Linked DNA regions of Homo sapiens: region 2 is linked to region 1. The links are chromatin contacts, found by Hi-C in ENCODE. All regions are on one chromosome and are shown on one strand. The core of a region is the stretch at or near the end of the contact, and the rest is flanking DNA. Distances in the headings are between cores, read along the strand shown.

Region 1 (4,883 bases), core at 705-3,204:
AGGCTCTACTGAGGTTATCATGGGTCCTTCTTCTCTCATCATCAAACCAGGACAGAGAGAAGAACAAGAAAGTCATCTCCCAAACCCCAATCTGTATACCAATAAGATGGGAGGCAGAGAAGGCCACAATTACTCTGGGAATGCCACTCCCACCTTTCCTAGGATCTCCATCCTTGCTCTCCTGGTTTGCTCGATCCTTCTGCTTCTTCTTACTAGTGGTGTCCTCCAGTCCTGGGGGCCCTCTCCTTGGGCCTGTGGCACTGGCCCCGCCAGACATCTTGAGCCGCTTGGTCGACAGCCAGAGTGCCCCGGGGTCGGCAACAGCGTCTGGGTCAGGGCTGCGGCGCTTTCTTCCTGGCCCAGCTATCTTGGCAACTCTTTGTGGCCAAATTCTCCAGCAAGGAACGGACAGCCTAATGGAAAGAAGCCAGTGATCACTGCCAAGACCCAACAACTTGCTCTTTAGCTACACCCAGGGCTCAGCAACACAGGACACTAATGCTACAGAGCTGTATCTTCTCATCTCTTAAGTACCCCTGGACACTCTCAGGATATTCTGAAGAGGTAATAAATAATGCAAGTAGCAGCAACCACTTCTGGCCAAGCCTCATAGATACCCACCATAACAGTCCCACACAGGTGAAAGCCTCACTGAGGGGGCACCAGGTCAAGGAAGTCATGGCCTGGGACCAGGCTACTCCACCAATCTGGAGAGGAGCCACGGCTCCAGCCCACAGGGCTGGCACTCCGAGCAGGGTGCTCACTTTTCCTTCACTCTCACTGGCTGCTTAGTCACCACTGGAGAAATAGAAGGTGGAGGAGGAAGGCAGGACAGGAGACAAGCCGCAGGAGAACCAGGCTCTGTGGCTGTAAACAGGCTCAACCCAGGTTCTACCATTGCCCAGAAAAAGTCCTGGGGCTAAGGCACTCCACCTGCCTCCTGCCAGCTCCCACCCTTGGCAAGAACCTGCTCCTATGTACTGCTTGGTCCTTCTTCATTTCAAGAGAAAGTCCTCTCCCCAGCTGCTGTCCCAAGCAGAAAGGGACTGAAAAGTGTATCTAGATGTCACGCTACCTCTTCAGCAGCAACCCTGCTCCAGTACTAAGGCAGGATGGGCATCCAGTTTGAGACTGGAACAGAAATTATCACCTTCCTTCCCAGATGCCTTCACTCATGAGCTCTGAGCCACAAGGACCACTACAGTTTCCCACAGACCCACCAGTGGATTCTGGACTGTTTCCTCCTCCAAAATGAAGGTCTTGAAACTAGATACTGAGATGAGGCTGGGGAGGACCACAGATCCAGGACTCCTGGCAGCCTCAAGCCTGGCCTGAACCAGTAGCAGGACAGATAATGACTAGTCTGTGTTCCCCTAAGTGTGTAAAGGAGGAAGGAGGGATGGCAGGATACCCTTCTACAGGTCAGATGTGGTACTGGTGGGCTGGATCTTTAATGACACCTGCCACCGGCGCCTCCTTCTTGCACCCAGGCCCCAGCCGAAGGTCGCGTCCCTCCCCCATGCCCCAGGGACGTCGAGGCGGGTAAGGGGCTGTTTAGAGACCCGAGCCGGCCTGAAATGGCAGCGCGGGGTTACTGACCACAGATCAGCGCCCCGGTCGAGCTGCGACCCAGCTTCAGCCTCTGAACCCCGAGCCCGCCACCACCTCTCCCACGAAGTTGCCCTCGCTGGCCGCCAGTCCTCTCCCAGGTGGGAGGCTGGCCACAGGCATAGCGTAACGGCCCTGCCGGCATCAGTGGGCTGGCACGCTGCGGGGCACTAGGGGTAGGGACTGGCACGGCCCGTGACCTTGAACAGGCCGCCGCGGCCGCGCGTTGCGGCCTCCCCGCTGCGGCCAAGCCAGCGAGTTGCAGCCTGCTCCACTCACCGAGCGAGACCGCCGCAGCCAGCCCTCTTCGGGCCCTGGCAACCCGCTCTCCGTTCCGGTTCCGGCGCAGGTCGGTTCCGGTTCCGGCGCGCCCCTCCCCCGTCCCGGCGCCGCCGCCACCGCCTTAGCGGCTTGTTTTGTTTCGACTTCTAGCTAAGGCCGAGGGAGGCGGAGCGCCAAGCTGGTGACGCACTTCCGGCGGGAATGGGCTCGGAGCGACCCGCAGCTCCGGGGCGGGCCCGAGCGGAAGGAGGCGGTGCTCGGGTGGCTTAGCGGTGCATGGGTTCTGCTGGGGGCAACCTCGAGGTTCCCCTGGAGACTCCCCCGCCCGCCCCAAATCAGAGTCCAGACAACACAGTGGGGGTTCACACTGGTTTATTGGGGGCCCTGCCGGGCCAAGAGCTCTTCAGTGCATAGGCAGACATGCATGTGGGGCAGTGCTAGGAACTGGGGTAGGCCTTGGGCAGGGGTCACTGGCAGGTGTTGTAGATCTGCACCTGCAAGTTGATGGCTTGAAGCACGCTGCGCATCCTGGCCTCCAACCCGTCCAACTGGGCTGCCTTACTCTCCAGTGCCCGCTCATTTTCCTCATAGGTGCCTTCCAATTCTAGGAAGGGCAGGTGTCAGTTTAGGGGGGGTTTCCCGCAGTCTTGTGTCTCTGGTGCCCCATTTCTTACCCTGTAGCCGCTGCAGCTTGTCCTGAGCGGCTTGCAACAGGTCCCGAGCCTCATCCCGCAGTTGTTCTGCCCTTGCCTGTGCAGCCAGCACACCTTGGGCCTTGCGCTCAGCTAGGGCCTTCACCGTCTGGTACTGATCACCCAGAGGACCGCGTAGCAGCTGCAGATGTAGAGGGTTAGGTTAGCGTGGTAGCTCAGTGGAGGCCCATCTTCCACCCCTACCTTCTCCAGCTGGCTCTGCCTCAACCCACCTGCTCAGCCTCCTGGGCACGACCCTGGGCACTGCCTGCCGTTTCTTCTGCTGTAGAGGCTGCCAGACTATTTCCTGCCCGTTTCAATTTCAGAGCCTCCAGGAGAGCATCCAACTGCCGAGCCCTTTCACCTGCAGAGCTCAGTGCCCGCTCTGCACCTGCCATCCTCTCCTGTACCTGCCATGGGTGAGCCAAAGGTTACACAGATCTACGGTTCATGCCCATAACCTTGTCCCACTGATGTCCTAGGAAGACCTCACCTGGTACAGGGTCTGCTCTGTGTCCCGTGTGTCAGCCACTGCCCCCCGGATGGCACCCTGGGCAATACCCTGTGCCCGCTGGGCCTCCTCCAGTGCTGCCTGTACTGTCTCTGCCTTCTGTTTCTCATCCTCAGCCCAGCTCCTGGGGAGAAGGGGGAATCAGAACCTGGAGGTATCAAAACCAGGTGTCAGGGATAGGGGCCAGGGATGGGGTCAGACCTTGCCCGCCGTGCATCCTGCAGTAGCTGCTCGGCACGACGCACATCTCCTACAGTACGTGCCAGGATCGCATCCACATCTGCCAGGCTCCGGACTCGCTCTGCAATCGCACCCGCCAGGTGCTGGATCTGCTCAGCTGAAGCTGGGATGGAGAGCTCTAGCACCCGTGTGGCCACCATTTCAATGCTATCAGGATCAGCCCCCTCCTCTATAGGGACACAGCAAGAACTTAAGAACATAGATTCTCCAGCATGGGCATGAGGATACAGTTTTGGGGTATGGACTCAGGACATGTACATGGGATAGGGGTTTGTTACCAGGCATAAGGATATAATCACAAGGACAGGGACTATACAAGGGGCTCAGACTCAAGAACATGGACCTGGGACCACATATGGGCAATAACTCAGGAGCCAGTCAAGGGATCATAAACACTAATCCAGTGTAGTCCCTGAGGCTCAAGTATGAACCAAGGGAGATACAGACACCGGGAGTTGCCAAAGGGGACAACCACATGGCCTGGGACACGTGGGAGGCTCACGGTTGAGGAAGTCCTTCACACTCTGGATAAGTTCTTGAAGTTCCTGGTTGGCCTGTTCCACCTGTCCCCTGGAAGCATTAGCCTTGTCCAGGGCTGCCTGGGCCCGCTGCTGTGCCTCGCTTGCCTGCCGACGAGTCTCAGCCACTCTGCTGAGGATGCTACCACCTTCTGCCAGTGCCCGCTGCAGCTCTGCCTGTGTGTGCCGGGCCCGGCCCAGTGCTAGGTCTGCTGTAGCCGCTGCCCCATTGCAGCTGAGGCCCCCACAGCGCGGCTGCCCATCCTCATCTCGACAGCCGGCACCCCCACAAGGGCTTGTAGCACAGGGTGCATCCCCTGGTGCCCCACACACCTGCCAGGCACAGAACAAGTCAGGGCCCTGTGAGAGGAACATCTACACCCACCTGCCCCACCCAACACTTCAACCTCACCAGCTCATTTATGTCTGTCAGGCTCAGGGTGTGGGTATGGGCAGAGAGCTTGCCAAGTGCCCGCTGGTTGGCCATGTGTTTGCTGTTGAAGTCCTCCTTCTGAGCATCCATCAGTGCCTCTGTCCGATGCCGAGCACTTGCCGAGTTGCTCACAGGGCTAGGTACTGCCAGGGCTGAGGTATTGGCACGACGTTCTGCCTCTGCAGACTGGCTATGGGCATGCCGGATGCTGTCATAGGCACCTAAATTGGGCAGAGGCAGACAGTCAGCTGAAGACTGACCCTGGTCCACCTGCCTAGTTGGCTAACAACTCACCCAGGAAGTTTGAATGTTTGAGCAAGTCAAGATGCTGGTCGAGCTGCCGCAGTGTGAGATTAAGTGCAAGCCTATCTCGCTCCAGACCACTTAGTGCATGGTTGGCATTGAAGTTCTCATCTTGCACATCTGTCAGGTCTGCCTCGAGCTGAGTCAGGTGCTCAGTGGCCTCCCCAATTTCACGCCTGCAATGATGGAGAGGGGGGTGTTTAGAGAGGCTTCAGCCCTGGTCCACTGGGCCTCTGCCCCATCCCACCATGTATTCTTAGGCCCTTCCGCACCGCAGCTCCTCTGTGGCCTCCACA
Region 2 (4,883 bases), core at 1,734-4,233, 740 kb after region 1:
CACGCCTGTAATCCCAGCACTTTGGGAGGCCGAGGTGGGCGGATCACGAGGTCAGGAGTTTGAGACCAGTCTGGCCAACATAGTGAAACTCTGCCTCTACTAAAAATACAAAAAAAATTAGCCAGGCACAGTGGTGTGTGCCTGTAATCCCAGCTACTCGGGAGGCTGAGGTAGGAGAATCACGTGAACCCAAGAGGCAGAGGTTGCAGTGAGCCAAGATTGCGCCACTGCACTCCAGTCTGGGCCACAGAACGAGACTCCATCTCAAAAAAAAAATTAGGCAAGACAGACTTTGAATTAAAGTTACAAGAGACAAAGAAGGACAAAGAAGAACATTTAAAAAAAGTTCAATCCTGCAAGAAGAAACAATTATAAACTCCAGCCTGGGCGACACAGCACGATCCTGTTTCAAAAAAAAAAAAAAATTATTCCAAACAAAAACTTTACTTAAAAACATACAATTGGCCGGTCGTGGTGGCTCATGCCTGTAAACCCCAGCACTTTGGCAGGCCAAGGAGGGTGGATCACTTGAGTACAGGAGTTTCAAACCAGCCTGGGCAGCATGGCGAAATCCTGTCTCTACAAAAAACAAAAATTAGCTGGGCATGGTGACATGCACCTGTAGTCCCAGCTAGTTGTGAGGCTGAGGCAGGAGGATCGCTTGAGTCCAGGAGGTCAAGGCTGCAGTGAGCAGAGATTGTACCACTGCAGACCAGCTTGGGCAAGAGAGCAGGACTCTGTCTCAAAAATAACACCAACGAAAAAAATACCACACATACACACAATTAAAATATTCAACAATAACGTAGAAGTGGGAAAAGAATGTTAGTATTCTAAGCTCTTTGAGTTGCCTGGGAAAATGAGAAAGGTGTTGATTAACCTTGAAATTGGTAAGTTAAGGATACATACCTTAATTTCTAGGATAACCACTTATAAATGGAAATGGGGTATATAACGACCCAACTAACTGAGGGAAAAATGGAGAAATACAGAATATTTAACCAATTCCTACCAAGGCAAGAAAGGAGACAATAAGATATAATAGGCAAGGCAAAACAGAATCGACTAAAGACAATATGTTTACTCTTTATTTAATCAGTAATTGCAACAATTTTAAGTAGACTAAATGGTCCAGTTAAATACAAAGATTATCAGACTGGATTTTTAAAAGTCCAACTAAATGTTGTTTTCCAAGGCTGGGTGCGGTGGTTCACACCTGTAATCCTAGCACTTTGGGAGGCAGAGGTGGGTGGATTACTTGAGTCCAGGGGTTCAAGACCAGCCTGGGCAACATAGCAAGACCCCATCTCTACTAAAAATACAAAAAAAAAAAAATAGTCAAGCATGGTGGCAGGCGCCTGTAGTCCCAGCTACTTGGGAGGCTAAGATGGGAGAATCACCTTAGCCCAGGAGGTAGAGGCTGCAGTGAGCCGAGATGGCACCACTGCACTGCAGCCTGTGTAACAGAGTGAGACCCTGTCTCAAAATAAAATAAAATAAAGATCTTTGCAGTAAGCTAAAGTACTTTTTAATATACAAAAAAAGAAATAAATGCTGTTTCAAGGGATACATGTAAAACACAAGGACACAGAAAAGTTTAAAGTAAAAGGATAGGCCCTAGCACTTTGAGAGGCCAAGGTGGGTGGATCACCTGAAGTCAGGAGTTCGAGACCAGCCTGGCCAACATGGAGAAACCCTGTCTATGAAAAACACAAAAATTAGCTGGGCGTGGTGGCGCACGCCTGTAATGTCAGCTACTTGGGAGGCTGAGGAAGGAGAATCACTTGAACTCAGGAGGTGGAGGTTGCAGTGAGCCGAGATCACGCCACTGCACTCCAGCCTACACGACAGGAGCGAGACTCCATCTCAAAAATAAAATAAAATAAAAATAAATAAATAAAGTAAAAGGATAGAAGAAAATAGAGTAGGCAAACAGAAAATAGAGTACGCTTAGAGGCGAGCTTAATTTCTAGTCTAACCAAACAGCAGTGGCTCCCTCAGCATGGGGCTCAGGCTGTCAGCAACACAGGCCTAAACAAAGCTTTGCAAGTAAGCCAGCAGCCATCAGTGTCATGCCTGCCTTTCTGCTTCCTAGGGCCTTTAGCCCCACAAGACCCTGTGATTATTATCACCCACCATTCCCAGGGGTAACGCTGCCTTATCTCTTTTGCTAGGAGGTCCAAACCGGCCTGTCCACATCTGCTAGGGGAATCTTTCCCCACTAGCTGTACACTCAACAGAATGGCCCTACACGGTCAGCAGGACCCCTGGATAGGGGAGCATCTCCTTGCCTTCCCCATGTTAAACGGGTTTGCTGACATGGCGAATACATTGGGGTGTCTGGACAGTGAGATGACTCTGGGTAGAATAATTCCAAACCATCAAGTAAGGCACAGCAAACTCTCTTGGGTAGCCAGAAGCCTAGCAGGTTTCTATCTGGAAGAAATAAAAGGACTTGTTGATGTGGTGAAAGCTCACCCTTGCCCAGGCTAACGGTTTTGAAATCACATCTGTTTGTATAGGTGATCAAGGAAGCATCTATCTTCACTGAGCCATCTTAGTCCCCCTCAGGCTTAGCTCAGCTATCACCTCTACCAGAAAGCCTGTCCTGACCCACTTCTGCCCAGGTTGGGAAGCTCCCGTGGGGCCTCGTCTAGGAGGAAGGTTCTCATCACTTGTCTGGATTCCGGGGTTGGACCGCCTGGAGGCCCAACACCTCAAGGCCCTGAAGCGGTACCCGGGCAAACACCGGGCCCCAACACTGCAGTCACTCACCACTGCAAGTGGAAGGTGTGGCCGCAGTGGATGGCGGCCACGTCGCGGGAGTGATCGAAGAAGTCGGAGCAGATAGTGCACAGAGCACGGATAGGCATGATGGCTGGACTCAAGGGGCCCAGGCAGCCAAAGAAACTGCTACAGGTCCGGCTTCGTAGACGCGCCCCCGCGCCTCCGCTTGCTTCAAATTTGGCTCCGCAGCACGACTTCCTGGAGCGGGCCGGAAGTGACAACACAAAACTTTGGGCGGAGCGTGAATACTTCGCCTGGATTGGACAAATTCTCGGATGGGCGGAACTATGGGCGGGGCTTAGCGGCCCCGAGGCCGTAGAGAATCCTGGGCGGAGCGCGGTCGCTCTCAGGCGTCCTCTGGGGAGACTCGACCTGCCACTTGAGAGCGCAGCATTATATCAAGGCGGGGAGCAGCGAGGCTGCCAGCTGGACCCTTTTCCAGGGCAAGGCAGCGCATTGTGGTCCCATGCCAGAGCTGGCGCGAGGCAGGCTGGGCCAAGGCAGAGAAAACCGCAGCCGCAAGGGAATAGAACAATGGTCCCGATGGGTCCCTTGGGCTCTGGACAGTGATGGACCATGCGCTATGGTCTGTAGTTCCCATAGACCACAATACCCTACCCTCTCAGTCCTCAGTTCCGGGCGATTCTAGAAAGATGGACACATAGGCCCCAGTCCCTCAGGTCACCCCAGGCCAACCTTGGCTTCATCCAAGTAAGATATGACTATCCTTGAGTTTGGAGACACTAGGGCCAGTACCCTGACTTTAGCTCTTAGCTCTCAGGAGGATCAGTTATGCTTGAGACTGTAGTAGGGTTGGAATTTTGGAGGCCCAGATGCTTCAAAGACTAGAGACTAACAAATCCTTTTTATTATTCCCACATCAGAGAAGTTATCTTTGAGGAGGTTATCTTTGAGGTCCTCCCAGAGAGCAGCATCCCTGGTGAGTTCACCCAGGCCCACCTGGGCTGGAGTAAGTCAACTTTTGGGTTTTTAGGCTTAGTATCTGTGGCAGTGTTACTCCCTCTACCCAGAAGAAACCCTGTGCATAGTCCCATAATATAAAGCTGATCTGCTCCAGCTGAAATAGACCCAGAGTGAGATTTCATTTGGGGCATAGGTGGAAAGCACAGGTGTTCACAGAAAGAAGGAATCAACACAGAGCAGCATAGAATCTTTGTGCATTGCTCACCCTACACCCTCTCCCTAGCTCAGGGAAGCTATCTTTGGCTATGAGCAGGGTCTGTCCTTGCGGTGGCTGGCCCAGGTAGATTCCAGCTCTATGCCTAAATCAAGAGTAAGGCTCCTCGGTCAACAGGAGTCAAAAACAGCAGCCCTTACTTGAGCTCTCAGCCCAGGGAGTATTCCTTGGTCCAAATGCAGCCCAAGACCCACTACTCACATGGATTTCTAGAGTTCAGAGGACCCCCACCACCACCACCATTGAGGAATACACTGTGGTGAGGATGATCTTCACCCTCAGCCCAAGAAATCCACAGGGCACTGTTCACTACTACTCCCAGCCACTACTTGTGAACCTGCTCCCAGCCTCTCCCTTCCCCACTGCCTTCCAGGGGCTCCTCCCCAGTAGGACAGAGGAAGCAAAGGCGAGAGGGTGGCCAGAGGCTTTGCAGGGTGATGTTTATTTGCCAGGTTCAGTAGGCACACAGTTAACCCACCGACCTTCACACACCAGAGCAGACCCACAGGCATGCAGGGAGAAGGGCAGGACCACCACGGAGTGCCGAGCAAGGGCGAGGACCAATGTGGCTGCCTATCCAGGCTGTGGTAGGGTCTGACAAAGGGCACCTGTCAGGAGCCTCCCTCAGGAAACTGGGGAGTTTAACCCTACTTCCTCATCCCAGAAAAAGCAACTCAATGTGGCTCTGAGGCACCTGGGCCTCTGATAGAAGTGAGCTGTAGAAAGAGGGAGTTCCTCTTCATTTCATTGTTGAACTGAGCAGAAAATCTGCCCCTGTAAAGGGCAAACCTCCAAATCAGATTATGAGTTATTGCCATGCAGCAAGCCCCCTAGGGTGGAGAGGACTTGTGGGCTGAGATTGTAGGAGGTGGGCATCTAGGAAGAGCAAGGAGGTATC

The links. A loop is a pair of places that touch in the nucleus more often than their neighbours do. Pooled maps may share reads with other maps.
Region 2: a loop to region 1 is called in a pooled map, with 13 times the contacts of the local background. The contact joins the promoter of TRAIP here to the promoter of USP19 in region 1. A Hi-C loop is called at or near these places in 7 of 50 pooled maps.

Annotation. Positions count from the first base shown.
Region 1 is chr3:49,118,869-49,123,751 of GRCh38, forward strand. USP19 (ubiquitin specific peptidase 19) reads right to left here and starts at 1,955. Exons shown (of 27, transcript NM_001199161.2): 1 at 1,888-1,955; 2 at 154-413. The coding sequence starts at 277. LAMB2 (laminin subunit beta 2) reads right to left here. Exons shown (of 32, transcript NM_002292.4): 24 at 4,860-4,883; 25 at 4,579-4,763; 26 at 4,264-4,505; 27 at 3,836-4,184; 28 at 3,295-3,502; 29 at 3,076-3,217; 30 at 2,816-2,992; 31 at 2,565-2,724; 32 at 2,246-2,494. The coding sequence ends at 2,358. RefSeq lists enhancers at 1,254-2,243, 2,244-3,232 and a silencer at 1,816-2,135.
Region 2 is chr3:49,853,581-49,858,463 of GRCh38, forward strand. It overlaps TRAIP (TRAF interacting protein), which reads right to left and starts at 2,984. Exons shown (of 15, transcript NM_005879.3): 1 at 2,776-2,984. The coding sequence starts at 2,873. It overlaps CAMKV (CaM kinase like vesicle associated), which reads right to left. Exons shown (of 11, transcript NM_024046.5): 11 at 4,409-4,883.